Linked DNA regions of Homo sapiens: all the other regions are linked to region 2. A link is a loop called in an ENCODE intact Hi-C map of the cell type or tissue named here. Cell type or tissue: MCF 10A. All regions are shown on one strand. Region 1 overlaps UBE3D (ubiquitin protein ligase E3D). Region 2 holds the start of LOC105377874 (a long non-coding RNA gene). Region 3 has its middle 33 kb from the start of TPBG. Region 4 overlaps LOC105377876 (a long non-coding RNA gene). Region 5 has its middle 180 kb from the start of TPBG. Region 6 has its middle 340 kb from the start of UBE3D.

The links. Hi-C counts contacts between places; a loop is a spot of excess contacts. Peaks named below come from ENCODE experiments on the same cell type or tissue, not always from the same donor. Only the 100,000 strongest peaks of a DNase experiment are listed, where the experiment ranks them.
Region 1: it touches region 2 in a loop (12-fold over the local background); 95 of 110 quality-filtered maps call a loop at or near these places.
Region 3: it touches region 2 in a loop (5-fold over the local background); 3 of 110 quality-filtered maps call a loop at or near these places.
Region 4: it touches region 2 in a loop (18-fold over the local background); 11 of 110 quality-filtered maps call a loop at or near these places.
Region 5: a loop joins it to region 2, with 7 times the contacts of the local background. A loop is called at or near these places in 6 of 110 quality-filtered maps.
Region 6: a loop joins it to region 2, with 5 times the contacts of the local background. A loop is called at or near these places in 16 of 110 quality-filtered maps.

What each region holds. Positions count from the first base shown.
Region 1 is chr6:83,053,039-83,058,038 of GRCh38, forward strand. UBE3D (ubiquitin protein ligase E3D) reads right to left here. Exons shown (of 10, transcript NM_198920.3): 2 at 4,788-4,984; 3 at 1,110-1,200. Among named protein-coding and RNA genes, the nearest start is that of UBE3D, 10 kb to the right of the region's middle. In MCF 10A, CTCF peaks have their summits at 2,525 (motif pointing left) and 4,888 (motif pointing left); a DNase peak (open chromatin) is centred at 4,883.
Region 2 is chr6:82,268,766-82,273,765 of GRCh38, forward strand. It overlaps LOC105377874 (a long non-coding RNA gene), which reads left to right and starts at 2,673. Exons shown (of 3, transcript XR_942737.3): 1 at 2,673-2,992; 2 at 3,195-3,305; 3 at 3,452-3,925. In MCF 10A, a CTCF peak has its summit at 2,207 (motif pointing right); a DNase peak (open chromatin) is centred at 2,236.
Region 3 is chr6:82,328,688-82,333,687 of GRCh38, forward strand. No RefSeq gene overlaps it. Among named protein-coding and RNA genes, the nearest start is that of TPBG, 33 kb to the right of the region's middle. In MCF 10A, a CTCF peak has its summit at 2,998 (motif pointing right); a DNase peak (open chromatin) is centred at 2,894.
Region 4 is chr6:82,614,616-82,619,615 of GRCh38, forward strand. The region is part of intron 5 of LOC105377876 (a long non-coding RNA gene); the gene reads right to left. Among named protein-coding and RNA genes, the nearest start is that of TPBG, 250 kb to the left of the region's middle. In MCF 10A, no CTCF peak of the experiment used is centred here; no DNase peak of the experiment used is centred here.
Region 5 is chr6:82,539,958-82,544,957 of GRCh38, forward strand. No RefSeq gene overlaps it. Among named protein-coding and RNA genes, the nearest start is that of TPBG, 180 kb to the left of the region's middle. In MCF 10A, no CTCF peak of the experiment used is centred here; no DNase peak of the experiment used is centred here.
Region 6 is chr6:82,722,088-82,727,087 of GRCh38, forward strand. No RefSeq gene overlaps it. Among named protein-coding and RNA genes, the nearest start is that of UBE3D, 340 kb to the right of the region's middle. In MCF 10A, no CTCF peak of the experiment used is centred here; no DNase peak of the experiment used is centred here.

The DNA of each region.
Region 1 (5,000 bases), 780 kb after region 2:
AGCTGACCCACGTTAGAGCATATGGCCCAAAGGCTTTGAATGTGGCCCAACACAAATACGTAAACTTTCTTAAGACATGAGATTTTTTTGGCAATTTTTTAAAAACTCATCAGCAATTGTTAGTGTTAGTGTATTTTATGTGTAGCCCAAGACAGCCGAAGGCTTGGACTCCCCTGCCTCCAGAGGGAGGAACTTCTGGCAACACCAGGTTTCTACCTTGAGGACACAGGTAGAAGTACAGCATTACTGAGATAAGGAACACTGGAAGAGAAGCAGGTTTCAGACAGGAAGGATCCGTTCACTTATAAGTCTTAGGAACATGGCTCAGGAAACCCATCTAATAAAGAACTCTAAATTCTTTAAATAGTATTAACAATAATTAGGATTTAATCTGTCTCTCCAGCTGATGAATGACTCGTGGCTGAAATTTTAGGAGGAAGGGTTTGTGCCCAAGAAACAAGAAGGCTGACATGAGGGACAAAAGAAAAAGAAATTAAAAAGCCTTAGGGACTGTAAAAAAACCCAAAAACAACAACAACAACGAAAAAACCAACAAAGAGTCCTTCCCATCTCAACAGGGCAATCACAGCACATGGCAAGAATAAATGACAAAATTAACCTAATCATTGACAAAAGGTTAATTTGTGCTCTGTATGCTCTGTTTTAATAAGCAGGAGAAATAGGAAATGGATTTTAGAAAGGCACTGATAAAAACAGTTCAAATAAAAAGTTTTTGTGCAAAAGCTTGTTATGTGGAAAAAATCACTGAATGTGGAAAATGTCACTCAGCATCGTGTTGGATGAAATGTGACAGGTCCCATGTTTCTTTTCAGGAGGGAGGTGCTTCAGTGATCAGCACAGGTTTTCGGCCAAGATAAGCACTCCTCTCTCAAAGCCAGCATCCTAGTGCTCCCCTTTATGTCCCTAAGAGCTAATCACTCTGCGATTGCTAGCAAGTTTTGTGGCTAATTTTGTTCAAAGTGACATTAAGCTGGCTCTCACTTTAAGGCCATATACTACTCCATTGGCAATTACTTGAAAAATTCTGATAGAAAAAGAGATAACCATTGCCAGGCACAGAATTAATCAGTGTTAAATATATTCCTTACCTGTCTTTTATTATGACTTCACCGCAGGATTGGCAATAAAACGTGCAACATTCTTGGGTTTGCGAGCTTTGATTAAACATTGAAATCAGTTCTAAAGGAAGTCAATGAAATAGCTAATCTTAGAGATTGAAACAAATATATTAACATACTTAAACAGTTCAATAGCCACGATAAATTACCATCCATAAACAGTTTATGATCCACCCAGAAGTACACATTTAATTAATACTATCTGATGACTCAAGCAGAAGCAAATATTGTGAAGTGTTTTTGAAAACAACAGATTTTGCTAAGTGTTCCAGAGACAGGTACTGCTCTAGATTACGCATGTAGCATTTGTTAGTTCTCTCATTCTAAAAATACCAACATTAAGGATGAGTGAAAAAGAACTATTTCCTTCTCATCAAGCTAACTACACAGATCTCCAACATTCTCAGCTTCCCTCTGCTGTGTCTCACAATAGTGTTTCATCAGTGTGAACAAATAGAGCTCTTAAATTTGAGTTTAATTTTTTTTTTTTTTGAGATGGAGTCTTGTTCTGTCACCCAGGCTGGAGTGCAGTGGCGCAACCTGGGCTCACTGCAATCTCTGCCTCCTGGGTTCAAGCAATTCTCTGCCTCAGCCTCCCGCGTAGCTGGGATTACAGGCGCCCATCACCATGCCTGGCTAATTTTTGTATTTTTAGTAGAGACGGGGTTTCACCATCTTGGCCAGTCTGGTCTTGCATTCCTGACCTCGTAATCCCCTTGCCTCGGCCTCCCAAAGTGCTGGGATTACAGGCGTGAGCCACCGTGCCCAGCCAACTTTGAGTTTAATTTTATTTAAATAAGGTTTATGTCCAGTCTAGCATATAACCATATGAACAAACAAAGATCTCAAACTAATGTTTATTGGACACCTCCCTGGGAATGAAATGGCTCCAAAAAGAGTCCAGTTTTCCCAGATCAAAAATCAATTTCTAATGAAAGCTATGGTAAAACGTTGAAAGCTGTGGGGAAAAATGTATATTTCTCACACTATGGGAAAGAGCAGCATAAGGCCGCATGTTCCCTTAGTTTCTATTATTTCTTTTATGAAATAAGGAAACTTTCATTTAAAAGAATGAACTAAAATATGTCTATAAAAATCTAATTAAAGAAATGAGGTCATATCCATCAGAATCAAGCAATGTGGATTTGGTTTGTGTTTTTCTGTATGTATTTTAAGATTTTAAAAAACTGATGCTAGAAGGTTTACGCCTTGGCAATTAAAAATCTTAACAGTTTTTAAGGGGTGGCCAGAAATCCCTATAGCACTAAGGTGCAATAAACAGTATTATTCTTTAACTTTGAGCAGATTAAAAGGAGACCTAGGAATCCAAAATATTTTTTCCAGACCCACAAACAAATTTTCAGTGAAACACTACCCTCTGCTGGCCACCCAGCATGATGCACTGGGTCGGGTTTAAAATTCAGTTTCTGATATAGAGGAATCCTGGGAGAGCGTTGCTGCGGGGGATCAATCTAATGCGTGTGCTCTAATAGATCCTACTGTAGCTAGTTCCACACCGAGGGTCACAGTTTGACACTCAAAATAGCAGTATACCAGTATGATGTTTACTATAGTTGTCCTTAAAAGGGTGTTCTTAGCATTGAAAAGTCATCTTTTTAAAAAACCCTGAAACACAAACTGAAGGCTAAAACTTTCAAGTCACTTCCTACAAAACAGTTTGATTCAAGTTCACACCAGTACATATCTATTCATATTTATTCATTCCACAAATATTTATACACCATCTATTATATGGAAAGCACTCAGGCAATTAAGTGCTGAGGAATCTGTTTTGCATACTCTTTCATGCACTATGGAACAGGACTTTGATAATTTTCCTTTTCAGATATTTGAGCAAAATATATTAAAAGTGTAAAGAAATAGGAGACCAGTGAACACAAACAATATGCAAATCAGCACATAGCAGTCAATTTATTTTGTCCTATAGTTTAAACAATGTTTGCAGATTTAAATTTTTAAAAATAATTCCAGTTTTGATATTTGTATATTCAGTTACAGAATACAGAATATGGATGGGCAAAAACCCAATACTATGTCCCTGGTGGTCTCTATTCCTCCATCTCTAAAATCACAATCCCAGAAAACACTCCACTGTGGCTTTCATGCTTGCCTTTCCCAAATCTCAGAACCCAACACAAAATTCCTGCTGTGGTTACTCTTGTGAAAGAGGTAACTGTTGTGAAGGAGAAGGTGATGACAACACAACATCCAGCCTCCCATGGCCTCTTCCCTGAAACAACACTTTCTCTGCCCATTATTAGGTGCAATCAGGGAGTCTACTTCCCAGCTCGGTGACCCTAACCTTCTTGCTATGGTTATTCCAACAGTCATTCCTAGTATTTATCCTACAACATTTAAGTGCCATGACATCTCTTTTCCCTACCCTTTGTTCCTAAAACTAACCCTGCCCAACTCAAACTAGTTATTCACTAACCCAGGACTTGAGCAAAAATTGCTCTCCAGTAAAAAAGAAATGAAACCCTCTCTATCTTCTCTTTCCTCACAAAAGCCAAGAGCACAGACTCAGGGGAATACTCAACATCTCCTAAATGGCTCTTCCAAACACTCCTCCTGACCCCATCTCCAGGATCCACACAGCGCAGATGAAAGGTTTATTACAGATGAGGCAGCAGCGAAGTGTCAGTGTGCAGCTGAAAGAATTACAATCTTTCTCTGATAATAAACATCACATAAGTCTTTTACAGCCTATTTCCCCCTTTGACATAATTTTAATCCCCCAAAGCATATATTACGTACATTGTAATAGATGTAATGAACCAATAATTTTATACAATAAATAACCCTGAGGTCTTAGAAAAAGCAAATTTTCCACTGCCTTACCGAATCATTATACCAGTTACAAAATGTTGTAAATATAACAGGCATAGTAAAAGTTAAAATCAAATTAAGTATCAAACTCAACTGTAGGACCTTTTGTGTACTGTTTTCTCTATTTGGAACAGTCCCCACATGGATAGGATTTCCTTATTCAGGACTCAGGTCAAACATTACCTCCTCAGAGTGGCCTTCACTGATCATCCTTCAGCCAACCCTAGTCACTCCCTATCCCATTATTCTGTTTTATATTATCATAACACTTTTCTTAATATTTAAATTGTTTGCTCATTATCTGCTCCCACCAATTAGAATGTAAGCTCCATGAGAGCAGACACCTCCCCTACCTTGTTCACTCTGTATCCCCAGAACCTAGATTGATGCCTAGCACATAGCACAAACCAAAATATTTGTTGAATGAATAAATTTCCATGTAATGCTTTAAAATCAATCAGGTCTTATACAACTGCCATCTGATTTAATCTTCCCATCTGTGAGCCAGAAAATTTTACAATTAAAGAAACAAGGCAGTGGGTAAATGGGAAATCTCTATACTTTCTGCTCAATTTTGCTGTGGGTGGAAAAGAAAGAAGGAAGGGAGGGAGGGAAGAAGCCTCAGAAAGGTTAAGTAACATGTTCAATTGCATACAGCCAATAACTGGCAGAGCTGACAAAGACCCTAGAGCTTCTCAACCCCTTCACCTGGGAAAAGTTCAACTTATCAAAGGAAAAATCACCTTTGGTTTATAACAAAAAGGTAAATACAGCAGCAGAAGTGCTAATATTACTCACTTGTGCCTAATTTTGCTTGCGTCTGCAGTCGCAGGTGCAGTCCATCTCCAACAACAAACTGTAGCCCACGGCAAGAGGAAGGTACAAGCCTGACCTCTGCTGGAAGCTGGATTTCTGTGCAGCCTTCAGGGGTTTTCATCTGGAGTGAAGATGGCATTATGGAAATATTCATGGGCATACCTCCTTCTTTCGGTTCTCTGGTAATTAAAAACA
Region 2 (5,000 bases):
TTAAAACTCTTTAATCAACAAAGATCCCAACAACCGCTAAAACTTCACTGCATGCCAATTTTAACTACCAATTATGAAATCACTGCTAATGCAGTCAATAAAATAGGAGACTTTGAATTGGGGATGAGGGAAGGGTACTGAAACATAGAGATTAGGAGATCACTATCTCGTTTCTTAAAGAAAAATTCTGCAGTAATTTAGCTGAAATTAAGATCAGAGGTGTTGGCCGGGCGTGGTGGCTCACACCTGTAATCCCAACACTTTGCGAGGCTGAGGCAGGTGGATCACAAGGTCAGGAGTTCCAGACCAGCCTGACCAACATGGTGAAACTCCATCTCTACTAAACATACAAAAATTAGCCAGGTGTGGGGCGGGCACCTGTAATCCCAGCTACTCGGGAGGGTGAGGCAGGAGAATCGCTTGAACTCGGGAGGTGGTGATTGCAGAGAGCTGACATTGTGCCACTGAACTCCAGCTTGGGCAATAGAACAAGACTCTGTCTCAAAAAAAAAAAAAAAAAAAAAGAGGTGTGAGTTCTTTTTAACTAAAACTGCTTTAGGCAGGTACATCTCACTCAGTTACTCTTATTTTAATTAACATGGTGAAAGTATAGTGTCCTAAAATCTACCATCCTGAAAAATTAAGTTTATTTTTGTTTCTTTCTTTTTTTTTTTTTTTTGAGACCAAATCTTGCTCTGTCGCCCAGGCTGGAGTGCAGTGGCGCAATCTCAGCTCACTGCAACCTCCGCCTCCCGAGTTCAACTCTCAGGCCTCAGCCTCTGGAGTAGCTGGGACTATAGGTGCCTACCACCACATCTGGCTAACTTTTTGTATTTTTAGTAGAGACAGGGGTTTCACCATGTTGGCCAGGCTGCCCTCAAACTCCTTACCTCGAGTGATCCACCTGCCTTGGCCTCCCAAAGTGCTAGGATTACAGGCATGAGCCACCATGCCCAGCCTTTCCTATCTTTATGGTGAAAAGATCAAGACAAAAGAAACCCTTTCATAACTAAGCATCAGGCAACCATGAGAAGATCAATGTATTGAAGAGAAACTTCCAAGTGATGGGTGGTATTGGGAAATTAGAGATTTGGCCCTTGAATCAGTAGATATAGGATATCTCAGCAGGCATCAAGTGAGGTTTGAAAGTCATTCATTTAATTACCTCCTATCATTCAAAGCATTTTAGACTTGCCCAGCATGTTTTACATTTCAATTCACTTTCACATCTATTAGTTTAGCCGCAAGATCATGACAATGCACAACAGGAAGAGGTCCTGAGAAAGTCAAGTCCTCCGAGTAAATTTGGTAGGAATCTACCTCTATCACCAGCTGGGAAGTAGGCAATGATTGACACATGCAGATTTGATCAGTCTTTCAGTGCCTGTACAGGAGGAGACCCCCCTAGGGAAGGCAGAAGTACTTTGGAAACAGAGCAGCCGGTGAGTGGGATCAGAATGGAGACCTGATCTTAGAAGTATCTCACAGTCAAAGCAAAGCCAGTCTCAAGTTAGAGATCAGCCTTTAAAAGGACAAGCTGATTCTGGGAAACATGAATCACTTAAGTTAGACAGCAGTTTCTGATTTGGTGATGGTTTTTTAAATTTTTGTTTCTTTCCATATATATAGGGGTTGTTTATTCATTCTGAACTTTGCTAACAGTGGGCCAACTTCTAAAACTTGGTTATGGTTCTCATAGGTGTATATTTTTAATATGCATAATTGAAGACATCTTTGTTTTTTCATGTCCATATATTTAAAATTTGAGAAATATAAATTCAAGTGAGAAGAGTTGGAAGAGGGGAGCAATATTATGGTTTAGATGACATGATCATTTCCATTTTCTTAGCTTATTAACATATTTTCCTATACCTCGCAGAATCAAGGTTTTATTTTAGTGTGACAGACAGAACCGGGATAGCAAGAAAAAGTCCAAAGTTAAAATACCACTGCAGCAGTTCCTCTGGATACTGAAAGAGTTTTCATGTTTTTGGCTCTCCACAAAGCAGATTAAAGCTTAAAACTTTCAGTGAAAACAAAAGAGACCCCAGGATTGAATTATCCCCATAGAAGGTTAAACAAAAAAACCCAAAAGCCCAAAAACTAGAATTAAACCTGGAGATTCCAAAGCAGACCCCAGTAGAAGGATTTTGTTTTCTCTGTGCAATCAATAAATGATACAGAGCTTTTTTAGGTATCTGTCGCTAGATGGCACTATATAAACACCTTCATTTTCACTTTTCACATCTTCCCTTAGTAGTCAGAAAGGAGGCAAAATATCAGGTAAGGCAATCCTTTTAGTCTTCTTGAAATTGCTGCTGTTTATTAATTTAACTAAATCTTTAATTATAAACCTAAACACCTTGTAACAGATTTGCCAATACCTTAATCCTCTATCAGCAAGTACGGTTCCATTGACAGGAGATTGGCTCGAAGGCAGCTTTGGGTTTGTTATTTGACAGATAGGAAACTGAATAATAAGAAGGCAAGAAAATTGATAGTATGTGAAAGAGAAGACAGGAAAAAGAAATACATTTATGAGAAAATGTATAATCTTGAATTTTCTTTGGTTTCCATTAAACTGCCGGTGCCTCAGAAGATTGTCAGTTTAACGTTCTATCAGTAGTACCATAATTTATTCTTTTGTTATACCATGAGGATTGAAGACGAAAAGGCCCATGCTAGCAGGAGGCACAAGAAGAGATTATATATGCAAATAATTCTGTAGCTCTTGTACCAGGAGAGGGTTTGTCTTGTAATATTTCTTTGAAGACACACATAGAAATCTTTGATTGGTCTACAAAAAGCAAAATTGTGAGGCTAAAAAGAAGAGGGAGAAAGAGAAAGAATATTTGAAAAGAGTATGCAAAGCTATGATAAAAAGTCGGAAGATGGATGACAACTGCAGCATCTTTTTTTTTTTTTTTGAGAGCTAAGAATAGTGGGGATGAGGGGGTGGGTAAGGCATGCAAAGCAATTTGGAGAAGCAAGGGTAAGTGTGTTCAAGCCTGGGGAATTGAGGACATCTGGTCATATCCAGACAAAATGTTTAATCTGTGTAACTGGCAGTGGGCAGGGGTAACCCAGCTAGCCTGCCTTCCAAGTCAGGTCGGCTGCTCCTCGACTCTGCTTCTCAGGAGTGGTGGGCTGTGTTCCATGGATCTGAGGTGCCATGTGCTGCTTTCTGCCCCCAGGAAAGAAGCAGACACCGAGGGAGAATTTTAAAGACTTCAAAGAGCCCGAGTGGACTACCACATCCCTGTAGCTGGCAGTCCTATAGCTGGCGGTCCTACTTGTCCAGTAAGGTTAGGGAGGAATGGAGAGGCGGAGGAGTTGGAATATGTGGGTAGGGGTGGGGTTGGGAATGAGTGAAGTGGAAGAGGGCTGGCTAAATGAGCTCTCCTCTTCCAGCACACATTCAGTAAACTTTCTCCCTTCCTCTGTATTTCAGCTTCCAAACATTGGCTCCTCTCTGAAAAGGTCACCCTGCTTTTCAGACAGAATTTGTGACTCTCGGCAGCTGGGAATACTTTGGAACTGAAGAGAACCTATTAGGAGAGAGAAAAAACAGAGTCATGATTAAGCAAAAAAAAAATGGAGAAAAGATTCACCTCTAAATTTTATTTAATGACAACAAAAACACACAACATTTCTCTTTGATTCATAACGTTAATAAATTCTACTTATCGTTTGCAATAATTCCAAGGTGTTCTAAAGACATCTTTATATTAGAAAAGAGTTCCATATTAGTTTGAATTACTTCAGGAAAGAAATGCCCTATTCCACCACTACAAGTTATGGGGAAATCTATAGCAGAACATTTTGTACTCTCACTAATGAAGAAAGAACCCAGTAAGGATTGCTGTATTTTGGAGATTAGGGAATTGTGTTCACACTCACAATAAAATGTTAAGCTACTACGTCAGAGAAGGCTTGGTTCATTTATTTTGACACCAGTATTTGAAATAATTTAGTTTCCTTGGTAAATGATCTGTAGACTCTTCCAAGTGTTGTTAGCTAAAATATTATTAATGTGAATTCATTCAACACACTTCATAATTTTGCTGAGAAATGAGACGTGAAAACTGCATGTTATGGTCCCAAGAGGTGAAGGAGGGGAGCAGAGAGAGAAGCAAGGATGAACAGTGTGAGTGAATTTATGGGAGTTTAGAATGAGAGACTGGGAGGCACCAGCAATAGAAAAACGAGATCATGAAATTTGAATTTTGCTATTGTAGGAGTGGAAAGATGTGATACCTTTCCTCGCTCATCATAAAGGTCACAGCCGACACTTAATACTCCTAACAAAAAGGCAGGTTAACAAAAGAAAAGCATAACATATTTTTAAAATCAAAGTTTTACATGACACAAGAGTCTTCAGAAGTGAAGACCCAAAGACCAAGGGAAAACTGCTTAGGTTCTATAAAGAATGAACAGCTGTACAGATAGGTAACTGGACAAAGGGGTATAACCCAATGGTAACAGATGAAGGTGGAAAGCTCAGCAAGGCCTGTCCAGCTTCATCTTGGCCTCACTGTGTAGTGAAACTTCCTCCCTGCCAACGGGGCAGGACCCCTTCTGAAATGAGGATCTTCAAGGAAGAAGGAGAAGAGAGACAGTAACCTTTCTAGGTGTTATGGCTTGCTTTGAGGGAGAAGGGTTCTAGTTTTTATGACTTACCTTGAAGAAGAAGAATTCTGGTTTCTATGACTCACTTCAGGGGAGAGACAAGGACAAGAGAAAGGAGGGTAGGAGACAGTCAGAGAGAGGCTTTTCTTCTGAGGCTACTTCTGAAGCCTTGCAATCTCCTTTAGTTTTATGTACTCAGCATGCCAAAGCACCATACTTTGGGGTATTGTGTTCTGAGCCCCAACACTATCAATTATCATTCAGTTTCAGCTTGAAAAATGAACTCTGTGGTGAATAAGCACACTGGAGTAGTCCCTGAAGTGTCTACATTCTGCTCAACTAAACTGTTAGCACTGTGAAGAAGGCTTTTG
Region 3 (5,000 bases), 60 kb after region 2:
TTTCAGATTGGCATTAAACCGAGTGAATTCCCTTTCTGATTAATCTTGCCAGAGCAGCCCAGAAAAAAATGATCTCAATACCTTCTCCTAATATTTGAGGGAATTGGATGTTAAATAGATTCACAGTAACTGAAGAATAGTTGTGGAAGGGAATTTTTAAAAATAGTTAACACAGAATTCAAAAAGTACAAAAAAAGCAATAACTAAGAAGTATAATTCTTCTCTCCTGTTTCTGCCAGCTACAAAGTTCTCCTGCATGAAGGCCACTGGCATTTTATGAATTGTTCTGGAGATACTCTAATGAGTTTACAAACATTTGTGTAATATTTGTGTGTATATTTCTTTTACACAAACGTATCATGCCATCTACTCTGCTCTGCATGTTGTTGTTGTTTTACATAATTTATCTTAGAGATTGTTATAGATTGAATTGTATCCCCCCAAAAAGTATCTTGGAGTCCTAACCTCTAATACCTCAGAAAGTGACCTTATTGGAAATAAGTTTGTTGCAAATGTAATTAGTTAAGATGAGGTCATACTGGAGTAGGACGGGCCTTCAGTCCAATGTGACTAGTGTCCTTATAAGAAGAGACAGAGACATAGAGGAGGAATGCCATGTAACAACAGAGGTGGAGATTGGAGTCATGCAACTGCAGGCCAAGGAACCCCAAGGCTTGCTGGCAAATTACCAGAAGCTAGGAAGAGGCAAGGAAGGATTCTCACCTACAGGTTTCAGAGGGAGCATGGCACTACCAACACCGTGATTTGGGACTTCTGTTACAGTAGGTAGCTAGTCAGGCATGAGAAGGGCAGGAAAGGGCCCCCCACCACCATGAATGTCAGACAACCATCAGGTGATGATCAGGCAGTTGTTAACTGTCTCTCTAAAATAATAATTGGTTACAGCCAGTGCCAGGGAAAGGCAGTCTCCTTATGCATAGAAAAAACCTGAAACTGGTGATCAGCAGCTTCCTGGTATGTATCAGGAGTCGGGCAAGTAGGTTCAAGCATGCACATTAAGAGGCAAAATGGCGAAGTTTAACTGGTATATGACCTTCCAGGGACATGCCACCAGTAAGGGAAGAATGCCTCAAATGAGCATGTTCACCTCCCGACTGCTAGCAGACCACTGTGCATGAGGACAGCCCATCCCAAAGGAGGAATCAGGGAAGAAGGGACACAAAACTCCAGAAGCATGCCAATTTATAAAACCCCAAGTCAAAAGGTCAAAACACACACTTGTCTTTCAAGTCGCCCACTTGGCCCTCTTCCAAGTGTACTCTCTCTTTTGTTCCTGCTCTAAAGCTCTTTAATAAACTTTCACTCCTGCTCTAAAATGTGTCTTGGTCTCTCCTTCTGCCTTATGCCCCTCAGTCGAATTCTTTCTTCTGAGGAGGCAAAAATTGAGGTTGCAGCAGACCCATATGGATTCGCCACCAGTATCACTTCTAGCCTTCAGAACTGTAATACAATAAACTTCTATTATCTTAACCCACACAGTTTGTGGGATTTTGTTTCAGCAGCCTTAGGAAGTGAATACAGAGATCTTTCCATATTAATAGAGAAGTGTTTCATTCTATTTGACAGCTGCACAGTACTCTATTGTATGGTTGGGCCATAACTTATCTACTGGATAAAATAAGTTATGGACATTTATGTGATTTTTAAACTTTTGTCATTAAAAACAATGCAGAAAGTGAGCAAATTTGTACATGTGTCAATTCACATGAGTGAGACTATCTTGAGCTAAATACCTAGGGGTAGTGAATAATCAAATTGAAATAAGATGCTTTGCATGTGAACAAGTGAAGAATTATTGAGACTTGAGTAACCCTAAGTTTCCACAGAGGGTATAGTAAAATTGTGTGCCAGCCAATAATTATGCTAAGTAGGATGACTTTGTCTTGTCTCCTCTCCCATCCCTCCCCAAAATTGTTTGCCGGCTATGTAACCTTTTAGATAAGCCTCTGTTCTCTCCGGATCTCTGCTGCAGTTGAATTTCTAATGTTCTATTACCTAACATCTTAGGGTGGTTATAAGGATCAAATTTTTAAAAAGTTTGTGAAAGCAATTTCCCTACATAAAGACAGGGATTTGCTATTGTCTTTGGTGTAAAGCAATGTTTGATAACTTTATTATGCCTTTCATCCACATCCTATCCACAAACACTTGTTCTGGGTTATAGACCTGCTTCTCATATTTATGTTTACTATGTTTCACTACATAGTAATTTATTAGTCTTCTCCTTTATATTTGCCCACAACAGTATAGTATCTTTCCTACAAATGATACAACCTAATAAATATTTATTCAGTGTTGTTTTAGACTAAATGTTTCATCAGTGAAATTTTTTTATTTCCTAAAATGGCCTGAGCATTTACTTTAGAGTACAGTTTCCATGAACCACTTTTTCCCTCTTTCTTCTCTTTTCAGATTAGAATAACTGTTGGGAATACATTTTTAACCAATGGATTGAAAAAAATCAGTACAAGATCTATTTAATTGTCACAGCAAGTCCATGATGAGGGCTGCACAAAAGAAGGAGGTAATTTGTTTTCTTGGGTCATGAAGACTTTTCTTTTCTAGGCAGGGTTTAGAATTGGGACCCTGGTCACATGATTATTATTCTTAGTATCCTCAGCCCTCTAGCCTGCCAAGAATTGTCAGAGTTAAGAATATGCTGTTGTTTATATGATAAAATTGGTGAAGTGCTAGGAAGAGTTCTAAGTCTTCATACATCTCTCCTAGATCATTCCTAGGTACTTAAAATTCCTACCTTCAGAGTCAGTGCTTTTGTGAATTCTCTCCCACAAATGTAAATAGCCTGAAGGGATTTCATAATCAACCATTTTCAGTCATCAGCAACTCTGTGTGAATTGGCCCATTAGATTCTTTTCCTGCTGACAACGGATGGCCAGGAAGAAAGTGTGAATTCAACAGAGAAGTTTCACAGAAATGAGCTGTGCTCAGCCTTTGCCATAAGAGGGCAAAGTAAGTCCAGTGACATGCATTTCACTCAGTCTTCTTCTCTTTCTACTGACTGAGCCCGGAGCCTTTGAGGGAGGAAGTCCAGGGATTGGAGGGGTATAGAGATTGAGCTAAAAGGACCTTCTTCATTGGCCTGCAGGCTCAACTCTTAGGCAAAATCGTGAAGAAGTAGCTGTTACATTTTTCTAAACTTTCAGTTTGACAAGCATAAGGATTAATTTGGCAAAGCTCAAAATGATATCTGGCAGTCAAAATGGTTCATCACACCTCTTTAAAACATAATGTTGGGAGTGGCTGTTTTCTGAACCAAGTTACTTACTGAAAGTATTCTGTACTTTCCAGCCATTTTCCCTTTTTCTCATTTCTGTGGCCATTGTGGGGCTGCTGATCTCCATGTACTCTGGTAGGGGCTACTTTTTTTTAAAAGGAATCTTTCTTTTTTTTTTTTTATTGAGATAAAATATACATACACAATTTACTATTTTTACTTTTCTTTCTTTCTTTTTTTTTTTTTTTTAGACAGAGTTTCGCTCTTGTCGCCCTGGCTGGAGTGTGCAGTGGCGGGATCTCGGCTCACTGCAACCTCCGCCTCCCAGGTTCAAGTGATTCTCCTACCTCAGCTTCCCAAGTAGCTGGGATTGCAGGCACACACCACCACATGCAACTAATTTTTGTGTTTTTGGTAGAGATGGGGTTTCACCACGTTGGCCAGGATGGTCTCAATCTCTTGAAGTCGTGATCCGCCCACCTCGGCCTCCCAAAGTGCTGGGATTACAGGCGTGAGCCACCGCACCCGGCTTATCTTTACCATTTTTAAGTCTATAGTTCAGTGGTAATAAATACGTTTATATTCTTTTTCCCCCTTCTCCCTTCTTCTTCTCTATCCCCTCCCCTTTCCAGTCTCTGGTAACTGCCAGTCTACTTCCTATCTTCAGGAAATCCACTTTTTAAGCTTCCGCCTGTGAGTGAGAATGTGCTATATTTGTCTTTCTGTGCTTGGCTTATTTCACTTAACATAATGGCCTCCAGTTCTATTCATGTTGCTACAAATGACAAAATTTCATTCTTTCTTATGGCTGAATAATATTCCATGGTGTATACATACCACATTTTCTTTATCCATTCATCGTTGATGGGCACTTAAGTTGATTCCATATTTTGGCCATTGTGAATAGTGCTGCAATAAACATGAGGATGCAGATCTCCTTTGATATATTGATTTCCTTTCTTTTGGATATATACGCAGTAGTGACATTGCTGGATCATATGGTAATTCTATTTTTATTTTTTTGAGGAACCTCCATACTGTTCTCTATAAGTGGCTGTCCTAATTTGCATTCCAATCAGCAGTGGATTAGGATTCCCCTTTCTCCACATCCTCAGCAGCATCTATTATTACCTGTCTTTTTGATATAAGCTATTTTAATTGCAGGAAAAGGATATTTAACTTTGCTGAATATTTTAAGGCCAACAGGAATCAGTGTTTTCCATTGTACCCTACTGGTAGCTTGAGATTTGTCTGAAAGATTGACTGCCTGCCTTGTTCTCTCTCTCTCCCCACAAACCCCTCACCCCTCCACTGCCACACACACACATGCCTTTCTGATTCTCACATGACTAGAAAAACTGTTAGAAAGAGCTGATATCCCATCTAGGTAAACCTGCCTGGACTCTTGGCTACATTTTTCAAGAATTAGCTTTCATTTCACAAGCAATAAAAAATTATAAATTGAAAGCACCTCATGGAAGAAGCATTCACTTTTCTTGAGAACAGCCAACAAAGTGTAGGTGTTTTCATAAATTAGATTCACTCAAAGATGTTTCAATCCAAATATTACTCTGTTATTGATTTATTGAACTTGTCATATTATCTCGTTGTGAAATTTTTCCTTTACGAAAAAATTTTCTCTAAATAAAGAAGCCTCCTTTTTCAATAACAGTATTATTTTTATTAAGTTACTGACTCCTTCTTCTCTGCCTAAAAAACATGTTCAAGCCTCTCTCTACCACAT
Region 4 (5,000 bases), 350 kb after region 2:
GCCAGTTCATAGTAATTTCCCTCTCTGCTGAACTCTTAGAGACTTTAATGACTGTGTGGTCTGAAACCACATGTCATCTCTTCCTGCCAGGTGTCAGCCCTGGATTGATAAGATGGATGGTATCCAGAGCACAGTCCGTGGCTCAAGGGATAGAAAGGAAAAAATTCTGATGATCTGCATTGTTTTTTTCCCGAGAAAAAGGAAATGAGAGAGTTAGGAAGTATGAGGAAAAGTGTGGAGGAAATCATACGTAAGAGAAATATGAAAGAGAGCTGATGAGGGACAGTGTCTACAGCTGCTGGCCCTGCTGAGGGTAGGAGACCAGGCCAGTCAACACAGCTATATCATTGTCCCCAGCCATAGCCAACAACCCACAACCAGGGACTAATGCAAGTGCCCTTGAAGTGACTTGTCATCAACTCCCCAGGGCACAGTTGAACCCCTTCATTTTACAGATGAAAACACAGAAGCCTACAAGAAAAAAAAAACTTACTCAAGATCATTTACTCAGTGGTAGAGTCAGGATAAAAGACCAAGATTCTATACTGTTTATGTTCACTAATTGTTTGAAACAATATAAATAAACATTATAGGACCTATTTTGGGGTTTACATAAGAAATATTTGAAAACCCTCAGGAACTCTGCAAGAGTTAAGGTTTTATTCTACTTACAAACTAACAAATGAGCCTGTTACTATTTCACTGATGGCTGACAAAAGGCATGAGACTCCTGGGATGGAGACAAAAGACTTTATTACTCATAGCAAAAGCAGTGACCAGAGTTTCATGGTTGCTTGCTTCAGGTCCCCATGTGCCCCAAGTTGTATGGGGCAACACAAAGGGCTCATGATGGATGCCTGCAAAGAAAATGGGTTGTATTTACAGGAAAGGAACACTGAGCTTGGGGATTTATTGTTTTTATACTAAACAGAAGCAAGCCTACCTTTGGTCTCCAGGAAAATATTACCTCATCTTTCAAGGTTAGGTTACTCACTACAAACTCAACTCTAAGAAATGTCTCGTAAAGAGCAGACGAGACCCTGTGTTCTTGGCTGGCACACCCAGAAAGAGCATGCAGGAATACTCAGAGCCCACAGAAGAAGATTGCCTCTTCCAACATCTATCATTTAAACTAAATGGAGTAACAAACCTAAGTGGTTACAAGGTATAATACTGCCCATTAGATTTCCCATTCCTTTCCAAGATTGGGAGTTAACTCACCATATTTTAGGAAATAAAATCTTTTTCAAACACTGTGGTACTTTACAAGCACTATATGGACTCCTATAGCCATTTATTTCACTGATCAGTTTTAAAATATGGCAGTTAAACAAGGGTGATATTCCAAGTATTTAACATGGACACCAGTCAATCAGAACAGAAGCTGGCTATAAACAGTGAGTATATCACACAGTTGTATCAGCTGCTAAGTTCTACTAAGACTGAACTCAGGGTTAACTTAAGATACAGGAAGTCGAACACCAAGAATCTGCTGTAGTATATAACAAATGTGCCGCATTTGCGTAGGGATAAGGCAGATATATGAATGCTTGTTAGTGATAACAGTGCTAGTCTATTTGATCTAAATAAATTGGAAGTCAGTTCAGAAAATAACTTTATGGCTCAAAAAGAAAGAAATGTCGTTATTATTTTCCCCATTTTCAAACGAATACGAGGAAACCTGCGTACAAAGACATTAACTTGTTTGGAAGGCCAGGGTAAAGTATGGCTTCAGCTAGAAGAAATTTCTAGGGAGCAACTATTAGAGAAAGGTCAAAGAATTCTTCAATTTAAAAAAAGGTAAAATAATTTTGGGTTATGTTTTTACAGTCTTGAGGAAGTATTATGAGTGACTAAAGCTCTGGGGACAACTAAGTGGCACTTAAGATGCTTCCTTTACATATTGTCAGTGGAGTCTGTCTGGCTAGTCTCTCCAGGAGGTAAGATATAATTGACAGTAAAAAGTTTCCCAAAGAAATTATGCTATTTTCACTCTCAATTGGAAGAAACGCTAAGGCTCATGCACGGCTCATAGCCACTCAATCAGCCACCTACAAATCCAGAAACATCTCAAGGAGAAAGCTCTTGCTTCTTTTTTCCTCATCCACTCAAGGAAAATAATTTTAAGATTTGTTTCTTGGGAATCAGACCCAGATACATCTTGCCTCATGGTTCTAGAACAATTCAATGAGAAGAACACAGATGACCTCATCTGGTGACTGGAAAAACTGTAGTGCAGAAATGAAGAACTGTGAGATTCACCAAATGCCAGTTGCAAGGTAGAATGAATCTGTTGAGCTGAGTTAATTCAAATTATCTGGAGAATTGTCTCATGTCTCTACCTCATAGATCTCGAACCACTGAGTCAGTAGATAGGACCAAGGAACAAAGTATGTCTCGTCTTCATTATACCCTTGCCACCACCCCATCACCAGTCCCAAAATAAAGAGAAGGCATATTTAGTTACCAAGTGACTAGCACCATGTGCTTCCCATGCTGTATCACTTTATTCCCACATTATGAGCTGGCTTATTGTTTGTGTTCTGCAAAAAAAAAAAAGCATTACAGCCAAAGAAATGGAGCAATGAAAAAAATAGAAAAAAGAAGCAAAAGAACAAATCATACTCTATGAACTCTTTAGAATCTTATAATCAGAAAAGCTGAAAGGGAACTATTTTAATTTCAGCATGGGTATTTGTTTTTCTATTTAGAAATGATTTTCTTTCAAATTACAGGTCCTAACCTGTATGGGATAGGGTGAAGACTGTAATCCTTTTATTATTTGTGGGTTCTAAGGATTTTAGCCAGCTCTGGTCATCTGCAAAGTATGGTGGTATATTAGTTTTCTGTGGCTTCCGTAAAAAATTATCACAAATTTCAAACAAATTTGTGATAATTGTGGCTTAAAACAAGAGAAATATATTCTATTACAGTTCTAGAGGCCAGAAGTCCAAAAATCAAGGTTTCAGCCGGGCTGTACTCCTTCCAAAGGCTAGAGGAGATAATCTTTTCTTGCCTTTTCTAGGAAGCTCTGATGGCTCCAAGCATTCCTTGGCTCATGGCTGTATAATTCTTATGTGTGCTTTTATCTTCACATGGCCTTCACTTCTGTGTTTGTGTCTTCTCTTATAAGGACATTGGATTTAGGGCCCATCCAGATAATCTGGGATGATCTCATCTCAAGATCCTTAATTACATCTGCAAAAACTCTTTTTCCAAATAAGGTCACATTCTTAGGTTAGGGGTTAGGACATGGATGTATTTTTTGGCAGGCCACCATTCAACCCATTACAGGTGTGGTTAGACAGACTAATTTTTTTAAGTTTCCTGCCCTTGTATTACAGCATTTATGACTAACTAAGAAGAGGCACTATGAAAATACAATAAACCATGTTAAAAAAAAAAAAAAAACATAGGAGTAGGGTTTTGAATTTTCTTTTTTTTTTTTTTTCTGCTGCATCCAAGTGCCTGGCACATACTAGATGCTTAATAAATATTTTTGAATAAAGGAGAGTTCTGGAAGAAAATTAAGAGATTCTAGGAGAGGAAGCATTTGAGCTAGGTATGAATGATGGGTTGCTCATTGCTTCTGAACATGGCTACAAGGCAAGATGGGATCTCCATTCTCAATGCATAGACTAAGGAGAATAAACAGCTAGACCTGGGGAGGTGGAGAAATTTACTTGGCTATACAATTTGTCCCCGAAATATGAAGCCAGAGTCCAAATTATAATGCCCAAAAAAGCATGGCAGAAATCAAGATTGTAATCCACTCCTGTAGATAGTCTATAGCATCATTATCTCAAGGAAAGATGCCGAGATAAATAGGTGTGATATTTTATATGAATTCATTTAGGCAGATTAAGACCCAATCAGAGGTAGTAATAGCCTTCTAGAGTAGGAACTATCAAAAATTAGGAAGCATCATGATCCCAGGCAAGAAGATGGGAGCCCAGGGCTAGGATGCAATCCTAATATGGAATGATCAGAGTGCTGTTTTTAAAGTACAGGTAATCGACAATTTTGCATACTGGAGAAATGTAATAGAAGTTAAGAGAAGTCTGTGGGTTAGTGGGCATGCATGCCCATATGTTATCACACATACACCACTAGGATGGGGAAGGTATTATTTTATGGCTGCCCCACCCAGGATCTTAGCTTAGGAAATGTCAGAGCTGAGCCATCAGAAGGTCCTCCATGTCAGAAGGTAGGCTGGATCAGGAAAGGGCTGACATTTTTGGCAGATAAAAATATGGAAGGAAGCACAGTTCAGTCAGAGAGAATACATGATAAAATGCACAGGGAAATGCAAAACTTGTTTCAAAAATGGTAGATAATGCATGGCTTATCTACTATTTGTTTGGGAAATGAAACTGTAAAGTTCCATAGGGTGCCAGTCCTGGATAGGGAAATGAGGAATGTTTATTTATGTACTTTGTCTCATTTAATTTTATGGCAATATTTCAGGGTTCCCTTGAGAAATTAAAGGTTAGCTGGGCTAAGTAACTTGCTCAGGTTTAACCAGCAGAATGGATAGGATTCCAATTTAGGGTTGTCTGACTTCAACTGATATGCTCTTTCCATGGGATATAAGACCAGCTCTTTACTGCCACTTCAGAAAGTGAAAGAGGCTCCCCAGGAGTGATTAGCACAATACTGAACATGTACGTGTTTTGAAGAAGAGAAATGGATGCTATAAATAAGTACAGCTGGGAGATGACTGCAATAATCCGGGTGCAAGAAGACAAGTGTTGAACTAGAATGATAATAGTAGGAATAACATCATAAGTTTCGTTAGCCAAAGTTAACATTGAATCTGTCCCAGAAGTCCACATGATACATTTAACCAGGTAGAGTTTAACTTAAAAAAATTTACTTTAATTGTTTCAGGAGGTGAGATAGAAGAATAGAAGGTGCACTTTTTTTTTTTTTTTTTTAAGCCGGAGTCTCAACATGTGAGCCTCATTCTTGTTTTGGAAAAAAATTACTGTTTTTTTTTT
Region 5 (5,000 bases), 270 kb after region 2:
TCCAAAGTAGCTAGGATTACAGGCGCCCATCACCATGCCTGGCTAATTTTCAATTTTTAGTAGAGACGGGGTTTCTCCATGTTGGTCAGGCTGGTCTTGAACTCCCAAATTCAGGTGATCTGCCCACCTTGGCCTCCCAAAGTGCTGGGATTACAGGCTTGAGCCACCGCACCCAGGCGGGATAAGTCTTTTTTTTAACCATAGTGTAGGAAAAGGCTTTCTAAATATGACTCAAAAGTCAGAGGCAATACAAGAAAATATTCATAAATTTGATTATATAAAACTATTTTATCTTTATTTTATTTTGAGATGGAGTCTCACTCTGTTGCCTGGGCTGGAGTCAGTGGCATGATCTCGGCTCACTGCAACCTCCACCTCCCAGGTTCAAGCAATTCTCCTGCCTCAGACTCCCAAGTAGTTGAGATTACAGGCGCCTCCCACCACGCCCAGCTGGTTTTGTATTTTCAGTAGAGATGGGGTTTCGCCATGTTGGTCAGGCAGGTCTCGAACTCCCGACCTCAGGTGATCTGCCCTCCTCAGCCTCCCAAAGCGCTGGGATTACAGGAGTGAGGCACCTCGCCTGGCCGATTCTCTTATTTTTTAACTTTTATTTTCAGTTCAGGGGCACATGTGCAGGTTTGTTACATAGGTAAACTTGTGTCACAGGGATTTGTTGTACAGATTATTTTATCACCCAGGTATTAAGCCCAGTACACAACAGTTATTTTTTCTGCTCTTCTCTCTCCTGGACCTTCCGCCCTCAATTAGGCCTCAGTGTCTGTTGTTCCTTTCTTTGTGTTCGTACTTTCTCATCAGTTAGCTCTCACTTTTAAGTAAGCACACATGGTATTTGGTTTTCTGTTCCTGCATCAGTTTGCTAAGAATAAGGCCTCCAGCTCCATCCATGTTTCCACAAAAAATTCTTTAAAATTACATGGCAAATATCATAAACAAAGTTAAAAGGCAACTGACAAGCTGGTAGAAAATATTTGCAAGACCTATCCCAATAAAGGGCTAAAATACCTCATATGTAAGGAGAGCTCTTAAAAACTGGAGGGCAGGCTGGGAGCCCTGGCTCACGCCTGTAATCTCAGCACTTTGGGAGGCCAAGGCGGGTGGCTCACGAGGTCAGGAGTTTGAGACCAGCTGGCCAACATGGTGAAACCCCATCTCTACTAAAAATACAAAAATTAGCTGGGCGTGGTGGTGCGTGCCTGTAATCTCAGCTACTCCGGAGGCTGAGGCAGGAGAAGTGCTTAAACCTGGGAGGCGGAGATTGCAGTGAGCCGAGATCATGCCACTGCACTCCAGCCTGGGCAACAGAGCAAGTCTCCGTCTCAGGAAAACAAACAAACAAAAAAACTGGAGGACAAAGACTCAACCCCAAGAGAAAAAATGGTAAAAATATATGAATAGACAAATGGCTCCTAAACGCACGTAAAGATATTTAAACTCCCTCATAATAAAAGAAATACAAATTAAAGCAACACTGAATTATCAGTTTTTACCTATCAGTTTGGAAAATAATCTAAAAATATGACATCATATGCTACTGGCCAGACTATGAAAAAATATGCATTCTCTTAAATTTCTAAGAATGTCAACTGAAACAAATTTTCAGTTGGAGATGGGGAATTTGGCAATATGTAACGAAGCCATATATGCACTTACCCACACATAGAAAGTGTTTGAATAAACCATGGTACATCTACACGATGGAGTACTATGGAACTGCAGAATAAGGGCAATCATTATGGACTTATGCAGAGTAATTTCCAGGATATATTGCTAAGCACAGAAAGCAAAGTGCAAAACATTGTCTATAGTCTGTTATCTTCATTAAACAATAAAACAAGGCAGTATACAAAAAGAAATATGAGAAGCAAAAATCAGAAATATTAGTGGGAATAGTTTTTTACAGTGGGCAGGTGGAATAAAGTGTTGAAAATAATGGAAAGTATACATTGTTTGTATATTTCTGATTTTTAGGACCATGTTAATGTTTCACATAGCCAAAAATAATTAAAATCAACCAGGACATGGGAGAGAGTCCAAAATGGAATTCCAACAGAGTTAACCTGACTGTGTTACTGATGAATAACATAGCCACACTAAAGGAATTGGTGAAGAAAAGAACTATGCTAGGGTAGCGTTGGAAAACAACGTCTATTATATAAAGCTAAAGAAAAAAGTCAAATATTTTACTCTTTTTAGTACATTTTATTTTCACAGTGGTATGAGTAATTCTGAAACTAAGTTTATGCATCCTAACATTGAGATAATCATAAATATATTTCAAATAATGAAATCCAGATATCTCACAGCAACAGGAATTACAAATAAGGATGGGGAAGTTTCCTTTGATGTTGGATACAAATCAGAGGTAGCATAAAAATAGTTTTTAATAATATGCAGACACAGAAATACAAATATGTATGTGTACATATACATAAAAGGGTATGTAAATGTGTGGTGTGTATTTGCTCACTAGAAGGGTCCTGAAGTAATAGCACTCATATCTTGGTTTTCAAACAGCATCCTCTAATAAAAAGAACCAGGGCTCTTTGGACAAATTTCTGATTCCAAAGCTAGGGCAGGGATATTACAAGATGAGCTTGGGACACCTTGTGGTACCAAAAAGAAAAAGTGATCAAAAAAAAAAAAAAAAAAAAAGTAGAGGCATGTTAATAGGACAAAAGAGCCTTCTTGAGGGAGCTCAATTATTTATTGAAATATAAATAACAGTTATGGATTATAGCCCACAGAAAAAGTTAATTGCCACTTGTTCACACCATTTACATAATATATAAATAAATGAGGAAGAAGGGACAACTCTTATTTATAATAAAATTCTAATTTGTAAATGTAAAAAGAATTAATGAAATAGACAAACCCAGGAATAATTGACAAACACCACAGTAACACTTGTAGGCAAGAAGCATTTGATGGTTGCTAAAATTAGTGGACAAAGATAGATGAGAAGCATGATATTTGCATAGTCTCCAAATATCTCTACAAGATACTTATTTTTTTATATGGTGTATGCCCCATAATGCCCCCTTTTTTATTATTATACTTTAAGTTCTAGGGTACATGTGCACAACGTGCAGGTTTGTTACATATGTATACATGTGCCATGTTGGTTTGCTGCACCCATGAACTCGTAATTTACGTTAGCTATTTCTCCTAATGCTATCCCTCCCCTAGACCCCATGCCCCAACAGGCCCCTGTGTGTGATGTTCCCTGCCCTGTGTCCAAGTGATCTCATTGTTCAGTTCCCACCTGTGAGTGAGAACATGTGGTGTTTGGTTTTCTGTCCTTGTGATAGTTTGCTGAGAATTATGGTTTCCAGCTTCATCCATGTCCCTGCAAAGAACATGAACTCATCCTTTTTTATGGCTGCATAGTATTCCATGGTGTATATGTGTCACATTTCCTTAATCTAGTCTATCACTGATGGACATTTGGGTTGGTTCCTAGTTTTTGCTATTGTGAATAGTGGTGCAATAAACATACGTATGCATGTGTCTTTACACTAGCACGATTTATAATCCTTTGGGTATATACCCAGTAATGGGATGGCTGGGTCAAATGGTATTTCTAGTTCTAGATCCTTGAGGAATCGCCACACTGTCTTTCACCATGGTTGAACTAATTTACAGTCCCACCAACAGTGTAAAAGCGTTCCTATGTCTCCACATCCTCTCCAGCATCTGTTGTTTCCTGACTTTTTAACGATCACCATTCTAACTGGTGTGAGATGGTATCTCATTGTGGTTTTGATTTGCATTTCTCTGATGACCAGTGATGATGAGCATGTTTGCATGTGTCTGTTGGCTGCATAAATGTCTTCTTTTGAGAAGTGTCTGTTCACATCCTTTGCCCACTTTTTGATGGTTTTTTTTTTTTCTTATAAATTTGTTGAAGTTCTTTGTAGATTCTGGATATTAGCCCTTTGTCAGATGGGTAGATTGCAAAAAAATTCTCCCATTCTGTAGGTCACCTGTTCACTCTGACGGTAGTTTCTTTTGCTGTGGAGAAGCTCTTTAGTTTAATTAGATTCCATTTGTCTATTTCGGCTTTTGTTGCCATTGTTTTTTGTATTTTAGTCATGAAGTCCTTGCCCATGCCTATGTCCTGAATGGTATTGCATAGGTTTTCTTCTAGGGTTTTTATGGTTTTAGGTCTAACATGTAAGTCTTTAATCCATCTTGAATTAATTTTTTATAAGGTGTAAGGAAGGGATCCAGTTTCAGCTTTCTCCATATGGCTAGCCAGTTTTCCAAGCACCATTTATTAAATAGGGAATCCTTTCCCCATTGCTTGTTTTTGTCAGGTTTGTCAAAGATCAGATGGTTGTAGATGTGTAATGTTATTTCTGAGGGCTCTGTTCTGTTCCATTGGTCTATATATCTGTTTTGGTACCAGTACCATGCTGTTTCGGTTACTGTAGCCTTGTAGTATAGTTTGAAGTCAGGTAGTGTGATGCCTCCAGCTTTGTTCTTTTGGCTTAGGATTGTCTTGGCAATGTGGGCTGCTTTTTGGTTCCCTATGAACTTTAAAGTAGGTCTTTCCAATTCTTTGAAGAAAGTCATTGGTAGCTTGATGGGGATGGCATTGAATCTATAAATTACCTTGGGTTGTATGGCCATTTTCATGATATTGGTTCTTCATATCCATGAGCATGGAATGTTTTTCCATTTGTTTGTGTCCTCTTTTATTTCATTGGGCAGTGGTTTGTAGTTCTCCTTGAAGAGGTCCTTCACATCCCTTGTAAGTTGGATTCCTAGGTATTTTATTCTCTTTGTAGCAATTATGAATGGCAGTTCATTCATGATTTGGCTGTTATTGGTGTATAGGAATGCTTGTGATTTTTGCACATTGATTTTATATCCTGAGACTTTGCTGAAGTTTCTTAAGTTTGCTTAAGGAGATTTTGGCCTGAGACAATGGGATTTTCTTAATATACAATCATTTCTTCTGCAAACAGGGACAATTT
Region 6 (5,000 bases), 450 kb after region 2:
AAGAGCTGTGTTTGCCTTGTTAAAAGTTGCATCACTTGTCACAATCTAGATTAGAATCGATAATAAAAATCACATGTTAAAGGAATGAATGACAGTCTTCATTTATCATATCCTTTATTTGGGGCTACATGCCCATAGATGCATGTAGAAAAGAGGTGCATGGAGGAAACTGGTAAAAAGACACAGAATAAAGGGGGTGGAGTAGGGAACAAAGCCATACCACCCTATTATGTGAAAAAAAAATCCATCACACAAAAGCTGCCCTCCAAGGATGACCCCTTTTCTCTTCATCTTTATTTCCATTCCTGCTTCCAAACTTCTACCTCACTGGTCCTTACAATATGCCCTCCTTTTTTTCTCATCTTTTTTTTTTTTGCCATATCCTCTACTGCCAACCTCTGACTATCTAACAACTTACCTTTCTCTCTGCTGTCTTCCGGTGATCATGTTCATCTGATTTGAGTGGTTTTATATTTTTACATTTCAACATCAAATCAACAGAAAAATGGAATCTATTTTGTAAATAAATGTGGTATATAGTACATGCCTCACATTGATTTATGCATGACAATACATATTATGATTAAAAGATATGCTTTCTAGGTATGAGCAGTGTATCTCATCTTACTATTATATGTCAAAAGATCAATAATAGACTTCTGCTTCTGGCCAAGATGAAGTAACAGAGAATGAATTTATAATCGAATCTGAAACAACCAAGAAACTGCAGAACATATATGAAACAACAGTTTTTCAAGGTACTGAATATCAGGCAATGAAGGTTAGTGATCCCTGAAAGATAGGAAACAAAAAAGGTAAACCCTGTGATTGTCCCAGCTTACAGCCTTGAGAGAATTTCCAGGATATGGCACAGGGAGAGGGAACCTAAGTGGAGTCTGATAGACTCCCTGAGTTTAAGAAACAGACCTAGGAGTCCAGGGAGACAGAAGATCCCAGAGTTTACAGGAAAGAGTACCAGAGAAGAGACAGCTTCACAGATACAGAAGTCTAAAATCTCAACTATTAACCTGATTTTGATTCTGCTCATACATGTTAGAAAAACAATAGTAAAAGAAACAGCTGAGACTGGGCACGGTGGCTCACGCCTGTAATCCCAGCATTTTGGGAGGCCAAAGCGAGTGGATCACCTGAGGTCAGGAGTTCGAGACCAGCCTGGTCAACACTTTGAAACCCCATGTCTACTAAAAATACAAAAAATTAGCCGGGCATGGTGGCAGGCGCTTGTAATCCCAGTTACTCAGGAGGCTGAGGCAGGAGAATCACTTGAACCCGGGAGGCGGAGGTTGCAGTGAGCCGAGGTTGTGCCAATGACTCCAGCCTGAGCAACAAGAGTAAGACTCCATCTCAAAAAATAAAACAACAACAACAACAACAAAAAAAAACAGCTGAAAGAATTAGAGGAGATGGTACTTAACACAGGACCAGGAATGATGCTTATTCCCACTAATCAAACTGGAAAGCCTCATAACTCACAGTAAACTGGTAAAGTATTTAGAAGGGTCTTGCCTCTAAATGGAGAATAATTAGCCCCAGACTAGACACAATTCTGCTTCCACCTAAAATTCATTATGTCTGGCATCTAATAAAAAATTACAAGGCACAAAAAGGGACAGGAAAACGCAGCCCACAATGGGGTTCTAGAATAATCAAGCAAACGAAACTGGCCCAGGAATGACATAGACATTAGAACTAGCAGACAAGGACATTAAAATGGCTTTTGTAATATCCCTTCCTATGTTCAAAAGTTCAGTACAGACATGAAAGATATTTTTTAAAGACTCAAACTTCTAGAGATAAAAATTACAGTGTCTGATGTATTGGTTTTCTACTGATATGTAACAAATTATCACGGACTTGGCAGCTTAAAACAACACCCATTTATTAGTGCACAGTTCCATAGGTCAGAAGTCTGAGAGGGCTTGCCTGGGGTCTATGATTAGGATCCTACAAGGCTAAAATTATGGCATTCACTGGTCTGGGTTCTTACCCACTGGCATTGAAAAAAAATTAACTTCTAGGCTGAATACAGTGGCTCATGAATGTAATCCCATTGCTTTAGAAGGTTGAGGCAGGAGTATTGCTTGAGGCCAGAAGTTCAAGACTAGCCTGGGCAACACAGTGAGACTTTGTCTCTACAAAAATATAGATATAATTTTTTAAATTAACTTCCAAGCTCACTGTAGTTGTTAGTAAAATCTAGTTTATTGTGGATATAGGGCTGAAGTCCCCATCTTCTGGCTGACTAGTAACCAGGGGTCACTCTCAGCACCTGGAGGCCATTGTCAGATCTTTTTCATGAGGCTCCCTCTATCTCCAAGCCAGCAATGGCTTAAATCCTTCATGCGCTTCAAATTTCTCTGACTTCCTCTTCTGCTACCATCCTGAAGAAACTCCTCTTAAAGGCCCACCCAGTTAATATCCCTTTTGATTCATCCAAATTCAACTGACTAGTAACCGAAGTTACTAAAATTAATTAAATCTGAAAAATTCCTTTTGCCATAAAACATTACAAAATTGGGGATTATATCTCATTATAGTAACAATTCTGAATTAGGGTAAAAAATTTGGGAGGTCATTTTAGAATTCTGCCTACCAGGTATGAAATGAAAAATATTAAGATTGGTGAACTTGAAACATAACAACAGAAAATATCCAAAATGAAATACACAGAGAAAAATAAATAATCAAAAAAAACACACTGTGTGAGCATCAGTGAGCTCCTGGACAACCTCAAGGAGGCGGGGGGTATTTGAAAAAATAATGGCTCAAAAAATCCAAAGTTGATGAAAACTATAAACCCACAGTAGCAAGAACATCAGTGAATCCCAGGTACAAGAAATATGGATAAAACTATACCAAGGCATATCATAATCAAATTGTTCAAAACCAGTGATGAAGAGACAATCTTAAAAGCAGACAGAGAAAAAAGATACATTATTCATAGAGATAGATAAAGATGAGAGCAATTTTCTCATTGGAAACAATGTAAACAGAAAGATGGTAAAGCAACATCTTTAAAACACAAAGAGGAAAAGTCAGTCTAGAATGGTACACCCAGCAAAAATTACTTTCAAAAACTAAAGCAATGGCACCTTAGGTGAAGTAGTGAACTATTTCATAATGTTCCCGGGGCACAGAGTATCACAAGCACAGTGATATCTAAGGATGGAAAAACTTCTAAATTAACTGCTGACTTCAGAGCCATGTAGTAACTGCTCAATCCACACCAGCAATGTGGATGGTTCATGTACTACTGCCTCTTTCCCCACTTAACTCTGTTCTGAATTACAGTCTCCTATATATGCACCTGATTGGAACAACATAAATTGCATCTAAAAGCCTAACTGCAAGAGTTAAAAAAATGTAATTAACGTTCCAGCCTTTGCAGTCACAAAATACGAAATTAAATTTCAAACAGATATTGACCAGACGCCATCTACTTTATGTTCCATATCAGCAAAAATGTACACTAGGAACTTCCTAGTATATACGTTCCTATATCAGTGTGAATGTCCCTTTGTGCCCATCAGCATATTGTTTTTAGCACATACTAGAATCTGGATTCCATTTTTATCCATTGGCCTGTTGGCCTCTCCCATCTAAATAGATAACCATATGTTGTTGTTGTTGTCGTTTTTCATGGCCTGAGGAACTTTCTACAATGTCTCCAAAATGGTAGATGTTCCAAATATATTCATGCAATTAAACTACATTTGTTGATTAGTTCATTTAATAAATATTTATTAAGCTCTTACTATGTCTAGGTGCCAAGAACTGTTCTACAGAGTTGAAATAGAGCAGTGAACAAATTAGACAAATTTACTGGCTTCATGGATTTAACATTCTAGTGGTGAGCAGAATAAAAATAAATAAATAAATAATTGTGATATAATATTAAGACTGCCCTTAAGAAATCTGAAATAGAACAAGGAGAGCAAGACAAGGGCTGCTCACCTATTTTAGGTGAGATTGTCAGGAAAGGCCTCTTTGAGGAGGTGACATTTGAGCAGAGATCTGAATATAGTGAGGGACCCAGCCATGTAGCCAGCTGTAGTGATAGAATACTAAGTGCAAAGGTCCTGAGCCATGGGCATCTTTGGCAAGCTTTAGGAACAAGGAAGTCAATATGGCAGATCAGAGAGAACAAAGGGGAGAGTGGTAAGCACTGGGGTTGGAAAGGTAGCCAGAGAAAGCTCTCAGTCTTTATTTTGCCTCTGGAACACCTGAGGAGCTTTGACAATCCACAAATGTTCAGGTCCCAAACCCAAAGATTTGATTTGAGTTGGTCAGGAGTGGTACCCAAGCAACAGTAATTTTTTAATCCTCCCCAGGTGATTCTAATATACAGACATGTTTAGAATCATTGCTGCAGAGCCTTGTAGACCATAACGCTTTGTACTAAGAGTGATGGGATGCCATGGTGGGTTTGAGCAGGGGGTAAAATTACTGACATATATATACATATATATATATATGTGTATATATATATGTATATATATGTGTATATATATGTATATATATGTGTATATATATGTATATATATGTGTATATATATGTATATATATATGTGTGTGTATATATATATATATATATTTTTTTTTTTTAGAGGGAGTTTCGCTCTGTCGCTCAGGCTGGAGTGCACTGATGCGATCTTGGCTCACTGCAAGCTCTGCCTCCCAGGTTCACACCATTCTCCTGCCTCAGCCTCCCGAGTAGCTGGGACCCCAGGCACCCACCACCACGCCCGGCTAATTTTTTGTATTTTTAGTAGAGACGGGGTTTCACTGTGTTAGCCAGGATGGTCTTGATCTCCTGACCTCGTGATCCACCCGCCTCCGCCTCCCAAAATGCTGGGATTACAGGCGTGAGCCAATGCGCCCGACCCTGACTTATATTTTAAAAGATTATTCTGACTGCTGGGTGGCTCCAGAAAGCAAGTATAAAGGCAAGAACAGAAATAGAAAATGCCAGTTAGGTCG